Regions from separate parts of the Homo sapiens genome. Here region 2 is linked to region 1. The links are chromatin contacts, found by Hi-C or POLR2A ChIA-PET in ENCODE. All regions are on one chromosome and are shown on one strand. The core of a region is the stretch at or near the end of the contact, and the rest is flanking DNA. Distances in the headings are between cores, read along the strand shown. Region 1 holds the start of PHLPP2 (PH domain and leucine rich repeat protein phosphatase 2). Region 2 holds the start of MARVELD3 (MARVEL domain containing 3).

Evidence for each region. Hi-C counts contacts between places; a loop is a spot of excess contacts on that map. ChIA-PET counts read pairs that join two places held with the same protein, here RNA polymerase II (POLR2A). Pooled maps may share reads with other maps.
Region 2: a loop to region 1 is called in a map of PC-9, with 4 times the contacts of the local background. The contact joins the promoter of MARVELD3 here to the promoter of PHLPP2 in region 1. A Hi-C loop is called at or near these places in 1 of 168 maps with a recorded cell type or tissue (PC-9), 1 of 37 single-sample maps with no recorded cell type and 6 of 50 pooled maps. POLR2A ChIA-PET finds 5 or more read pairs at or near these places in 6 of 52 experiments (B cell, H1, HCT116 and 2 more).

The regions. Positions count from the first base shown.
Region 1 is chr16:71,721,159-71,727,759 of GRCh38, reverse strand. It overlaps PHLPP2 (PH domain and leucine rich repeat protein phosphatase 2), which reads left to right and starts at 3,059. Exons shown (of 19, transcript NM_015020.3): 1 at 3,059-3,431. RefSeq lists a silencer at 3,486-4,455 and an enhancer at 4,221-4,722.
Region 2 is chr16:71,623,429-71,630,404 of GRCh38, reverse strand. It overlaps MARVELD3 (MARVEL domain containing 3), which reads right to left and starts at 4,221. Exons shown (of 3, transcript NM_052858.6): 1 at 3,709-4,221; 2 at 911-1,038. The coding sequence starts at 4,175. RefSeq lists a silencer at 3,351-3,400.

The sequences.
Region 1 (6,601 bases), core at 1,810-4,309:
AGTCCCGATTGAAAAGGGGAAGGGTGTAGGCCCTGGCAGTTATCTAGTTTATGCAGAAGTGCCCTTTGGTACTGTTTGATAAGCAACATTTCTATAATCTTATGTATGAGTTAGTTAAAATTCATAGTTGTTTCTAATATTAAATTTAGTTGGCACCTTCATGTAATTAGAGGAAAATAGAAAAGTTTAGCCAGTAATAGACATTTAACAATACAACAAATAGTATTCAGATCTGAATTTCAATTCAGAAGCACCAAATTAATTTTTATCACTTTTAAGGGTTTTCTATCCTATGTCTTCAATTGTCAATTCAATTGTCCCCATATTTGAAAAATATCAAAATGTTCACAGAAAAATTCTCCAAACTTTGAAGCTAGGTAAACACTGCCTGTTTATTTGGAACCAAAATTAGGAATATCCAAATCTGCTTAACCTATTGGTAGAATAACAAGGGATTTAGGCCCAAAGATGACTTTGTGGATCACTGGAGTGCGTACTAGATATAAATAAGTAAATATAAGTCTCATCTGCTTCCTCTCCCAACATCTGATAGGCATGAGCTTCCCTTCTCCAGACTTCCCATTTTGTAGTGAAGATCTGGAAAAGCTCCTGGCATAAAGAAGGTGTGTGCGTGTGTACATACCAGAGAGGGGAAGCACAGCTGCTACAGGAAGGAGACAGAAAGGAGAGATCATGATGACTTCTCTGTCTCTTGGTTTGAGCTAAACAGTGATTTTTGTAATGATGAACCTGCAGTGAGGGCAGATGGATTTTCGCACAAAAAAAATCCCAGAGGAATTTATTTTTAGGGTTAGTCTCAGCTGTTTACCATTTCCAGAAATTGTAGTTACATAACCCTTGGCATACATAATGCACAGTGCCTTGAACTGGGGGAGAACATCAATATGTGACCTTTGAAACAAAGTATAAAATGTTAATGGCACTACATGATTTGAAAAAAATCAACTGGTTGTCACTACTGAATTGGATCTTAAATCATGGGAACCATTAAAGGTAGTTACATCATAAATTAGCCCCTGAAACTTTTGGGCGGATGGGTTTTTTTTTTTATGTTTTCCCTTTTGAAAGAGGAACTACTGTTGCCAGAATGAAGAAGTAAATAGCAATGCTTATGCCTACTATCCCTTTAATTAAACAATTATTCACCACTGCTGTTCCCCAGCATGAGCTGAAACTTTAGTTCTGCAACAAGATCTTTCCTTTTTGTGTAGTCAGTCAATAAAGAGCTTCTACTCATGAAATCTGGAAAAGGTAATGTATAATGCCTCAAGAAACAGACTCTTACAGCCAGGTGTGGTGGCTCACACCTGTAATCCCAGCATTTTGGGAGGCTGAAGTGGGCGGATGGCTTGAGCTCAGGAGTTCGAGACCAGCTTGGACAATATGGTGAAGCCCCATCTCTACAAAAAAAATGCAAAAAGTAGCCAAGCGTAGGGTGGTGCTCACTTGTGGTCCCAGCTACTGGGAGGCTGAGGTGGCATGATCACCTTAGCCCATGGAGGTTGAACCTGCAGTGAGCTATGATTGTGTCCATACCGTACTCCAGCCTGAGCAACAAAGCGAGACCCTGTCTCAAAAATAAAAAAAATATAAAAGGCTTTTGAAAAACACTTTTTTTTTTCCTTGAGACAAGAGTCTCCCTCTGTCACCCAGACTGCAGTGCAGTGGCGCGATATCTCGGCTCACTGCAACCTCCACCTCCCAAGTTCAAGTGATTCTCCTGCCTCAGCCTCCTGAGTAGCTGGGCCTACAGGCTCGTGCCCCCACACTGCCTAATTTTTGTATTTTTAGTAGAGATGGGGTTTTGCCATGTTGGCCAGGCTGGGTTCAAACTCCTGACCTCAGGTGATCTGCCCGTCTTGGCCTCCCAAAGTGCTGAATTACAGGCATGAGCCACTGCACCCAGCCAGAAACACTTGTTCTAAACCACATTTTTTTCTTATCACTGCTTGCCTGCCCTTGTTAAAATTTGCTTCTGTCTCCATATTGGTGCCTATTGCTTATATACCAGTTTTCTTGTTGGGAGAAATTACCCAGTAAGCACTGAAATGGGAATCCAACTACTTTGAGTACCTTTCCTGAAAATAATTTCAAGGTGGAAGGAAAATCCAGGAGGTGGATGACCTAAGAGTTTTCTCCCACCTTAAACCAGACTCACAGTGACAAATCGTTTTTAATGCATTAAAATGAGGCCAAGAAATGAAGATTACTGGAGATTGGAATTTTGGTATATACAAAGCTAACTTGTGAAGGGAGAAAGTAGGTCAGAAAGGGGTCGGAACCTGCAAGAGCCAAATTTGGTCCTGGCATTTAAAATATCTCCAAATGGATACATATCTCAGATGGGGGACACAGACTGCTCTGTTAAATCTAAAAGTCTTGTACTAAGCCTGCAATTATTCTAGACATACAGTTAGTCTGAATGAGGCAAACTGAAGCAATGGATAATAGGGACAAAGGGTCCTGCTTTGTCACCCAGGCTGGAGTGCAGTGGCACGATCTCGTCTCACTGCAACCTCCGCCTCCCGGGTTCAAGCGATTCTCCTGCCTCCACCTCCCAAGTGGCTGGGATTACAGGCGTGCGCCACCCTGCCCAGCTCATTTTTTTGTATTTTTGGTATAGACAGGGTTTCGCTATGTTGGTCAGGCTGGTCTCGGACTCCTGGCCTCAAGTAATCTGCCTGCCTTGGCTTCCCAAAGTACTGGAATTACAGTTCTATGAAAGTGAAGAAATTACTGTTTTTTGCTGTCTAATTCCTTACAAGTTGCTTGAAGATTCAACACCCTATGTATGAGGGGAAGCCCTAAAAATCTGGAAGTCTAGAAGCCTTCCTAGGAAAATTTAGGAGGAATCGACAGAGTACTTTTCGAGAAACCGATTGGATCTTCAATTTAGAATTTTGGAATTATAATGGCTACTATGGATCCCCACTATACGTTAGGCACTTTGTATGCACTAAATCTTCATCATAACTACTTGGCAGATTTTAATCTCTTTCTCACAGCTTAAGAACGAAAGGCTTAGATCAAGTAACTTGCACAGGGGTATAGATCTAAAGAAGGGCAGAGGGGAGATCTGGAAACAGGCTGGCTGACTCCAAATTTGGCCCATTGGCAACAAAACTACTATCACTGCGAGAACGAAAAGAAAAACAAAACAAAGAAAAGAAAAGAAGTTAACTTTTAAAAGTTTTTTTCTGAATCAGCCTTGCAAATAAATCATAAACCGGGTCACAGGCCATATTACTGCTTGAAGCAGAGCACCGAATTCTGATAATTTTGCTCCAGGAGGAGGCAAGGGAATTAAAACATGGCTGGGAGGTGAGCGGACGTTTTGTACGAGGTTGGGTTGAATTTGCTTAAGAAGGTCGCACGCATCTCTGATAAGGAAGAGAAAAGGCCTTGCCAAGGTGAGTATTCTCAACAGTTCGTTCAACGGCTTGGCAGGTGAGGGAAGTTACAAGAGCCACCCTGGCGGAGGGCAGCGTCTTGTCACAATTGACAGGTGCCGGCGCCACCTGCTTCTTTCTCCCGCGGGTTTCTTAGAGGGCGGGGAAAGCAGCAAATACCCCTCCTTGCGCTCTAGTCCTCCAAGCCTAGGGCGGCGGGCAGTGGAGGCCCAGCGCTCTGCGGTGGTGCCAGGTTCCGCCACGCGGGCCGCGGCCGGAATGCGGCTCGGTGGCGCCCGGGCCACTCGGCGCCGGCAGCTGCTTAGGTCCAGCGGGGCTGCGGGAGGGGCGGAGCTGGCGAGCCGCCGGAGGGGCGGAGCCGGCGGGCCGCGGGGGGCGGGGCCACCGGTTGCTCGCGCGCGCCGCCGAGGCTCCGCACGCCGTCGCGCGGGCCGGGCGTCTCTGTGAATCCTGGGTCGCCGATGGGGGAGGTGGAGCCGGGGCCCGCGGGCCCGCTGGAGCCCCCGGAGCCGCCCGAAGCGCCCGCGAGCCGCCGGCCGGGAGGGATCCGGGTCCTGAAGGTGAGGAGGCGGATGGACCAGCGAGCGAGCGAGCGGGCGAGCGGGCAAGCGGACTAGGGAGGGAACGAGGGAGGCTAGAGGCCGCTGCCGCCCCCGCCCCGCGCAGTGGCTGAGGCAGTCGGCGGCCCCCGCCCGGCGTCAGTCAGTCGGCCGCCCCACACCCGGCTGGGGACGCCGAGGCCTCCGCGCCGCGCCCGCGTCCAGGCCTCGGCGCCTCGGTACCCCGCTGCTGCCCATCCCTGGCCGCGCGCCGCCCGCCTCGCAGGCCCACGCCTTTGGGCTGCGGGTAGCCGCCGCCCACCCGGACCCTTCGCCGCCCCTGCTTGCCTCGCCGCGCTCGGGGCCCGGAGGCCGGCTCCGGAGGGCTCGGAGGGCCGCCGGTTCCTGGCACAGGAGCGGGGCTGGAAGTACGCAGGGCTTTCTCCCCTCCCGGACACCTGAAGACATCACCCCAGCGGGAGGATGGCAGCGGCGATTGGCCGGCGCCGCGGAGGGTTCGGGGCCAGGCCGGGTGGAGCCGGCTCCTCTGCCCTCGGGGCTCGCTACCCGAGGTGCCAGCCGGCAAGGACGACCCGCCCAGCTTGGAGAGAGAATCCCCGCTGGAGCTGCGTCGCGGGGACTTGCTGGGCGTGTTGCGGAAGGGAGGAGGGGCCGGGCCGAAAGGGGCATTCCTGCTCCCGGGAGCGGGGCCGACTGCCGAGGGAGACGGAATGGGGGAGCCGTTATGCAACAGGCAGCTAGCGGGGCTTCTTGGCAGGAATTGGGGGAGTGGGAGGATATGAAAACAGATGTAGGCAAGAGGGGAGTGGAACCTTGAAGGTGATGAGAAGTAAGTTTACGAAGGAATGCACAAGGTAGGGTGGCGATAGTGGGGAGGAGAAGATGGTTAAAGGGAGGGGTTGTGGGAGGCTGACTGGGTGGAGTTTTTTACTAGCATTTGAAAGAGTTGCAGAGAAATTTTTCTGTAGGTCAAATACGTAAACTAGGTGTCCTTCCGCAGGTGGAATGGAATTCCTTCTAGAGTTCTACATGAGGAATTCAGGATATGAAACTTGCCCAGTAGAAGGATGGAAAGGAAAGAAAATTTAAATTTGATGTGTTTCAAAAATACATTGCAAAACAAAACGTATGATGTTAAAAATCCTTTAGTAGTTTATTGGGATTGAGGTTCAGCAGTATTTACATGTTATGAAGGTTAGTACGATGTTACAAAGATGGGAACACGGAAAAACAATAATAGAACCCAGTGAATCCATGGAACAACGTAAACTAGAACTCTGTAAAATATAAAACATTTTTTGTGCTACTGCCTCTCAGTTTTTTTTCTTTTTATTTATTTTTTGAGACAGGGTCTCACTCTGTCACCCAAGCCTGAGTGCAGTGACTCGATCTCTGCAACCTCTGCCTCCAGGGTTCAAGCGATTCTCCTGCCTCAGCCTCTTGAGTAGCTAGGATCACGGGCACCCGCCACCACACCCCACTGATTTTTTTGTATTTTTAGTAGAGACAGGGTTGCGCTATGTTTCCCAGGCTGGTCTTGAACTCCTGATCTCCAGTGATCCGCCCGCCTTGGCCTCCCGAAGTGTTGGAATTACAAGGATGAGCCACCACGCCCGGCCTCATACAGTTTTGTTAAGTAGCTGAGTGGTTGAATTGTGCCAAGTGATGCTGGAAAAGAAGTATTACAGTAGAATACTCTGAATTGGGAAGAGTCATCTCCCACTCATTTTTCTCTGAAGACCCTTCCAAAACTTCATTCTTTTTTGTAACTCTTTTATACCTAATACCAAATCATGAACATTATTGTCAGATAATACAGATATTCTTCAAAAGGCTAATATAACTAAGCCAGTCTAACTTAGCCAGACTAGATCCAGTTCCATCTATCCTGGGATACTGGAAAATTTCCTTCAAAATGTGCCCCCAGATTTATTTAGCGAATTGCTGGACCATAGGTTTGTAAATTTTCCAGGTGTTTCCTACAATTTGGGGTTTATGGTTTTTTTTTAGTAATGATTAACTTTTTTACTCAGCTTATAGAAGATAGGAAGTTACAGCTAATGTCGGTGTGTGTCATGAGATTCATTTTTTTTTTTTCAAGAACAGTTTTGGGTGTTTAGCAAAGTATGTATAAACAATTAATGCCAAAAAAAATTTAAAAAGATTTTTTTTTAGAGACATAGCTTCATTGTGTAGCCCACGCTGGAGTGCAGTGGTGTGATCATAGCTCACTGCAGGTTCAAACTCCTGAGCTCAAGTACCTCAGCCTCTCAAGTAGCTAGGACTATAGGCACATGCCTGGCTAATTTTTATTTTTATTTTTGTAGAGATGGGGTCTTGCTATGTTGATCTCAAACTCCTGGCCTCAAGTGATCCTCTTAACCTTGGGCTCCGAAAGCACTGGAATTACAGGCATGAGCCACTGCACCCAGCCCAAAACGTTATTATTGTTATTATTTTTTTGAGGCAGAGCCTCTCTCTTGCCCAGGCTAGAATGCAGTGGCGCGATCATGGCTCAAGTGATCCTCCTGCCTTAGCTTCCTGAGTAGCTGGGATCATAGGCACGTTTTTTTTTTTGTTTGTTTGTTTTGTTTTTTTAGTAGAGATGAG
Region 2 (6,976 bases), core at 2,972-5,471, 99 kb after region 1:
ATCCACCCACCTTGGCCTCCCAAAGTGCTGGGATTACAGGCGTGAGCCATCGTGCCTGGCCTTATTATTTTAAAAATTTTTTAAATTTTTAATATTTTTGAGATGGAGTCTTACTCTGTCACCCAGGCTGGAGTGCAGTGACGTGATCTCTGCTCACTGCAACCTCCTCCTCCCAGGTTCAAGCAATTCTCCTCCTCACCACGTTGGCCAGGCTGGTCTCGAACCCCTGACCTCAAGTGATCCACCCACCTTGACCTCCCAGAGTGCTGGGATTACAGGCGTAAGCCACTACGCCAGCCTTTTTCCCTTTTTTTTTTTTTTTTAAACTAGAGATGGGGTATTGCTATGTTGCCCAAGTTGGTCTCAAACTCCTGGGCTCAAGTGATCCTCCCTCCTGGGCCTTCCAAAGTGCTGAGATTACAGGCATGAGCCACTGTGCCTGGCCTCAGTCAATAAAGTTTAAAAGCCATTGATCAAATGTTGGGCGTCAGATCTTCAAGGAGAACAGGTGCTGCAACTTGGCTGCCCACGCCAGGTGACTTTCCCTCTCTGTTAATTCAGCTGCCTCGCCAGAAGATCCCTCCTCTGACAGCTGGCAGCTCATAGCCAGTTCCACCTACAGGCCTCTGCACTTCCACCTGGAGTCTGAAAGCTGCAAACATGGCTGCTTGCCTTTGCAAACCCAGGGCATGTTTAAGGAGAAGCACAGGAAATCTAGCAGCACTTTTGAGACGTTCCTCCTTTTTTTTTTTTTTTTTTTTTAAGAAAACAAGAACCTCACAAGTACAGAAATGAAAATGCTAGGAACCCACAAGGGAATCTGCTTAAATTTTTGCTTCACCAGCTCAGACCATCCCTTCCAGAACCACCAGTGACAGTAAATGATCAAACAGCCTGCAAAACGGCTCACCTCTCCCAGTGCACAAGTATTTGCATTTGTGGCATTCCAGGAGTCCTTCCGCCTCTGACTGGTAATATTCCACCTCCTCTCGTCCAGGCCTGGGGGTCGAGGGCAGATATCTCTCCGAAGGGGGTTCACTATAACCAAAAAGCATACATGGTCATTAGGGGGTGTCTCATTCAATAGCGTTCAGGATTAGAACTCTTGACTCCTCGTGCTGGGCCCAAATATTAGCAGAACAGAAATAGAATTTGTCCCGGTATTTTAAACTCCAGAGAATTCTCTGGTTTAGTGGCCCCACGGGACATCCAAATACTTGGCCCAGCTCCACTAACCACGTGACAGATGCTGTGATTGGTACCGCTGATGGTTTGTCTGCCCCTGGGAGCTGTCTCACCAGGTAGCTGCGAGCTGCCTTCCTGTGAGTGCAAGTTCTCAGTTCAGCATGCACCAGGCCTCTTCAAAACCAGTTTGCATTCACATGACTCTGATGCCCAGGCAGGCATTCTCTTCCTCCCTTTGTTACTTTGGAAAGTGTTGAGTCAGCAATAACTCTCCAGGAGCATGGGAGCTGCAGACCACGGATTTTGACATCATCACATCATTTCCTCCTCTGGCAGCCCTAGCATTTTCTGTCCCTTCTCTCCTTGCTTTATGCAGCACATCCTGGGCTTTGTCCAAGATTCAACAGGGGGCTGCATTCTACTTGCCAGGCTCCCACAGTCTTTCTAGAACATCATGTCTCTCTTAGGTTTGAAATTTTTCAAACTTTTAGCATGCACAGGAGGCCCCTGTTCATCTCTCTACACTCACAACCTCATGCTCGCAGACCCAGCCATACTGAACTACCCCCTTCCCCTCAAAAGATGACTGCTTTTCCATGCCTCTGGGTTACTACAGAAGCTATTCTTCTCCTTGGGACACCTTTCCTCTTCCTCCTCAGTCTTCCTTTTTTTTTTTTTGTTTTGAGATGGAGTCTCACTCTGTCACCCAGGCTGGAGTGCAGTGTCGAGATCTCAGCTCACTGCAACCTCCGCCTCCCAGGTTCAAGCAGTCCTCCCACCTCAGCCTCCCGAGTAGCTGAGATTACAGGCGTGCGCCACCGCGCTCTGCTAATTTTTTTGTATGTTTAGTAGAGATGGGGTTTCGCAGTGTTGGCCAGGCTGGTCTCGAACTCCTTACCTCCAATGATCTGCCCGCTTCGGCCTCCCAAAGTTCTGGGATTACAGGTGTGAGCCACCGCGTCCGGCTCGGACAGTGGTTTTTAAAGAAACCTAAAAATGCAGCTCTGAATTCTCCCAGGTCCTGCAGTTGCAAGTGCAATGGGCTTTAGTCAGGGAAACAACAGCTGTTTCCCTGGGCGAAGCTTTGACTGTATCTGGGCGCACCCTTTGTTATGCTAGTTAGTTTTAGATAATGTAACATAAACTCAGGATAGGAGCTCTCCCGCTGTGTGGACATAGCAGGGAGACAGACTGGACTCAGCCTCCAAGTCCCTGGGAGAGGGGAGCCTGACTCCTCCCTAGAGGAGAGGCCAGGTGTCAAAAACCAGAAGCAGTCGTCACCTCGGACCTGTCTCCTGTTGGAGCTGGCAGGGGAGATATCCCATCTGCTCACAGTTCACCGTGTGGGGCACATTATCTGGGTATTCAATGGATGGAAAAAACACCAGGTCCCTAGGAGGCGGTGTGGGGACCAGGTCCCCTCTTGTCTTCCCTTCCCCCCCCACCCTCCCCTAGCTCACAGAGTCTTCCAGTACACCCTGAACCTTTCTCCTTACAAGGGGCCTATGGGAATTCTGTGCAAGGCAGAGATGGCAAAGTTTTTTCATTAGGAGGGTGCGGTCTCAAGCAGCCGTGGGATTCGAATGACGCTGCCTAGAGAGACCTCACTGGCAAAAGGGAAAACAAACCTGTACCCTTCAGTGGGAGAATTTTACGTAGACTTTGTTCTTTGGTTAAAAATGTAGCGTCTCCCATCTGACTTTTTTTTTTTTTTTTGAGACGGAGTCTCGCTTTGTCGCCCAGGCTGGAGTGCAGTGGTGCGATCTCGGCTCACTGCAACCTCCGCCTCCCGGGTTCAAGCGATTCTCCCTCCTCAGCCTCCCAAGTAGCTGGGATTACAGGCATCTGCCATCACGCCTGGCTAAGTTTTTGTATTTTTAGTAAAGACGGGGTTTCACCATGTTGGCCAGGCTGGTCTCGAACTCCTGGCCTCAGGTGATCCGCCCGCCTCGGCCTCCCAAAGTGTTGGGATTACAGGCATGAGCCACCGCGCCGGCCCACCTGTTTCTGAAGGCACCTATTCCTGGGAGGGGTAACACATTAAACTATTAACTCTTCATCGGGCTTCCCAAGTGGGCGGCCCGGCCACAAGGAAGGGGACTTTGGAGTCGGGAAGGGCTGGCTCTGGAACACGGGACAAGGGTCTGAACCCCAAGGCGCAGTCCTGTGACCATGCGGGCCGGGCCGGGGAGGAGCCTGGGGTGAACCCCACCCGCCTGGTCTCCTCCCACCCCTCCCTCTCGGGTCCCGGGGCCTCTCTTTCTCTTCTCCAGGTCCTCCAGCCCAGCCACTGCTCACAGGGGTGGTTTTTGCTTTGTTAGTTGGGTTCAGGCCACGAGAAGGGGGAACCCTAAAGTTTTCCTTCCCTGCCAGGTCGCCTCTGAGAGCGCAGAAGGGAGAAACGGCATTTGTTCATTTAAACGGGCTCCTAGGACGAGAACCCGGGGACGCCAGGGCCTCGCGGGCCGGCCTGGGCCACAGGTGTCCCCGGCGCGGAGGTCGCAGCGCCCCGGCCCCTCTCACCTTTCGGGTCTGCGGCGCCCGGGGTCTCCCTTCCTCTGCGGCTGCGGCGGCTCCGGGGCTTCCCAGGGCGCGGGCCCAGGAGGCGCGGCTGCGTCCCAGGTCAGTCCCCGGGCTCCGTCCCGCGTCCGGCTTTGGCGCGGTTTTTCCCAAACTCCGTGTTCACCTGCGCGAGGGCCCGCGTCCCTGTGTGTGTCCCGGCGGGGGCCTCGGTCCGGGTCTCTTTCCCTCTCTCTCTCCCTCTCCCGGTCCCGGTTCCGGTCGCGGTTCCCGTCCCTCTCCTGGTCTCTCTCCGGGTCCCGGTCCCCGTCCCTTCGCCGGTTCCCGTCGCTGCTTCGCTTCCTGCGCGGGTCCCCGGGTCGGTCCCGCGGTCGATCGTGGGTGCGGCCTTGGTCTGGGTGGGGGCGCCGTCCCGGGTCCCGCTCTCTCGGCCGGGCCCGGGGCTCGCGAGCCCCCGACGGATCTTCCATGGCCGGGTTCCGTGTCCCCGCCCGGGAGCGACCTGAGGGCAACAACCAACAAGTTTCTTGGGCAGGTGGCCAAGCCCGGGGGCGGGGCGGGCACTCACCTGTGCGCATGCGCGCTAGTCCGGGAGCTCACCTGAGAACGGGCGCCCTCAGGGGGCGGCCTGAGCGCGTCTGGGGCCCGGGCGGGAGGGGTGCCTGTGTGCTGGGTGGGGGCTGGGGTGCTGCTGCTGGAAACCCGGGCGGGGCGACCCACAGCCGCACCTTTCTGCCCCGAAGTAACCCCTTGGTGACCCCACGAGGTGGGCGGCCTAAGGGAGCCAACTGTGGCCACCTCCCCTGGCTCAACTTACACTGCAACTTGGATTTACCTTCCCAGAGGTACCCATCCTCTCACTCACTCAGCCAGACACTCATTCATTCACCCAATCACCCACTACCCGCTCATCCATTCACCCACCCATCCACCCACTCACCCACCCATCCACCCACTCACCCACCCATCCACCATCCATCCACCCATCCACCCACTCACCCACCCGTCCAACCATCCACCCATTCAACCACTCACCCATCCATACACCCGTCTATCCACCTATCCACCTACTCACCTACCCATCTAACCATCCACCCATCCATCCATCTATCCACCCACTCACCCACCCATCCACCACCCATCTACCCGCCCACTCACCTGCCCATCCGCCCACCCACCCACCCTCCATCCATCCATCCACCCATCCACCCACTCACCCACCCATCCACCCACCCATCTACCATCCGCCCACTCACCCACTCACCTGCCCATCCATCCACCCACTCACCTAACCATCCACTCTCACCCACCCATCCACCATCCATCCACCCACCCATTCACTCATCCACCCATCCACCCACCCACTCACCCACCCATCTACCAACTCACCCATCCATCCACCCATTCATCCACCCACTCACCCATCCAGCCACCCACCCACGCATCCACCCATCCACCATTCATCCACTCACCCATTCATCCATCCATCTGGCCACTAACCTACCCACACATCCACCCAGTCACCCACCTTCCACTTCTCCCTCCACCCATCCACTGTCCCTCTTTCTCCCTTCTCCTGTTTTCCTTATAACACCTATGTTGTAAGGGGCTTGCAGCCAGTTCATCTATCACAATAGTCCTGGGCTTACAAATAGCCCTGTTTTTTAAAATGGGGACTTACACAAAATTGGCAGCTTTTAATTCTGCCAAGTAAGGATATTACAAAATATATACAATTGCCATCTGGTAATTAATTCTTTCAGCAAATATGTATGAGCACCTGCTTTAGCAGGTACTGGAGATATAGTGGAAAATTTGCTTGCAGGGTGATTGCATTCTAGTGTGTCAGGAAAAGGGAAAACAGGTAGTAAACAAAGAAGACAGTGTCTAAAGTTTAATGGGAAGGGCAGGTTTCCTCATATAGACCTGGGAAGATGTCGTTTGAATTGAGTTCTGGATGACAAGAAGGCTGAGAAAATGTCCCAGAAAGAGAGAAGGTTGAGGAACGCGGGAGCTGGACAAGGAGGTCCCTGGGAGTAGAGTTGGTGGGCATGAATTGAGGCTGGAGAAGTGGACCAGGCAGATGGTGTAGACGACAGTGTGCATTTTTATTCTAAACAATGGGAGAACATTGAAGATTTTGAGGAGGAGAGTAAACCTTTCTGATTGATATTTTTGAAAGACCACTCTGGCTTCTGTGAGGAGGGTGGATGATGGAGGCCCAGAGTAGAGGGAAGAGATGAGTTACAAAGCTGCTGCTGAAGGAGTCCAGGTGAGGGTGACGGTGGCCATGGAGACAGTGACAAGTTGACAGATCCAGGTTGTAGTTTTGGGGAAGAATTTACAGTATGGATCAGATGTGGGGAAATGAGGGGAGGGGAGGAGTGACCAGGTGAATGGTGGGGTTTTTCACTGAGACGGGGGAGACTGGACAGAACCAGATTTGCGGGGAAATTAGAGAGTTCCATTTTGGACATGGTAAATTTGAGATGGCTATAATTCATCCAAGTGTAGATGTCTAGTTGCAGTTGAATATATGAGTCTGAAATATGGGGAGAGGATTGGGCTGGAGATGCTCTGTGGGAGTAGAGAAAGGAGGAAAGTAGAATGGAGAAGAGGCCTTAGGCAGAGTCCCTAGGGAATTCTAACTTTTAGAGCTAAGACTCAAGAGGATTAAGAAGTGATGAGTGAGTAGAAGGAAAAAGAAGAGGGTGGGGGTGACAAGACATCAACCTCCAACCCACAGAAGTGCTACTGTGACCCCTGAAGCCTTTCTTCCCAGAGTGGAGAGGATGGGGCCAAATTCTAGGACCTTCCACAAATCTTTATTGAGCAAAGCCCTGTTCTGAACCCGGGACAACTATGGATGCAGAGGAAGCCTGGTAAACAAGCAGACACAGGATGGTTTGTGGAACAGCATAGCCCTTCCTCTCTTCGACCTTCGCTCTTGACTTCTGCAGACCTCTTTCAGAATAAACAAACCCTCAAACCAGCTTGCCTTTTAGTTTCATTTCTCTTTGTTTTGTGTCTTTATACACAAATTATTATCATTTTGCCACATTTGTTCCATCTCTCTATATATGGATGAAAACTTTAAAAAATGAAACATGTGTGCTAAATTCCAGACACATGGCTCTTCCCCTAAATACTTCAACATATTTTTCCAAAGAATAACTTCCTCCTACACAGCCACATTACAGTGACCACAATCCAGAAATTTAGCATTGATATTATGTTATCGAATATATACTCTATAACCCAATTCCCCTAT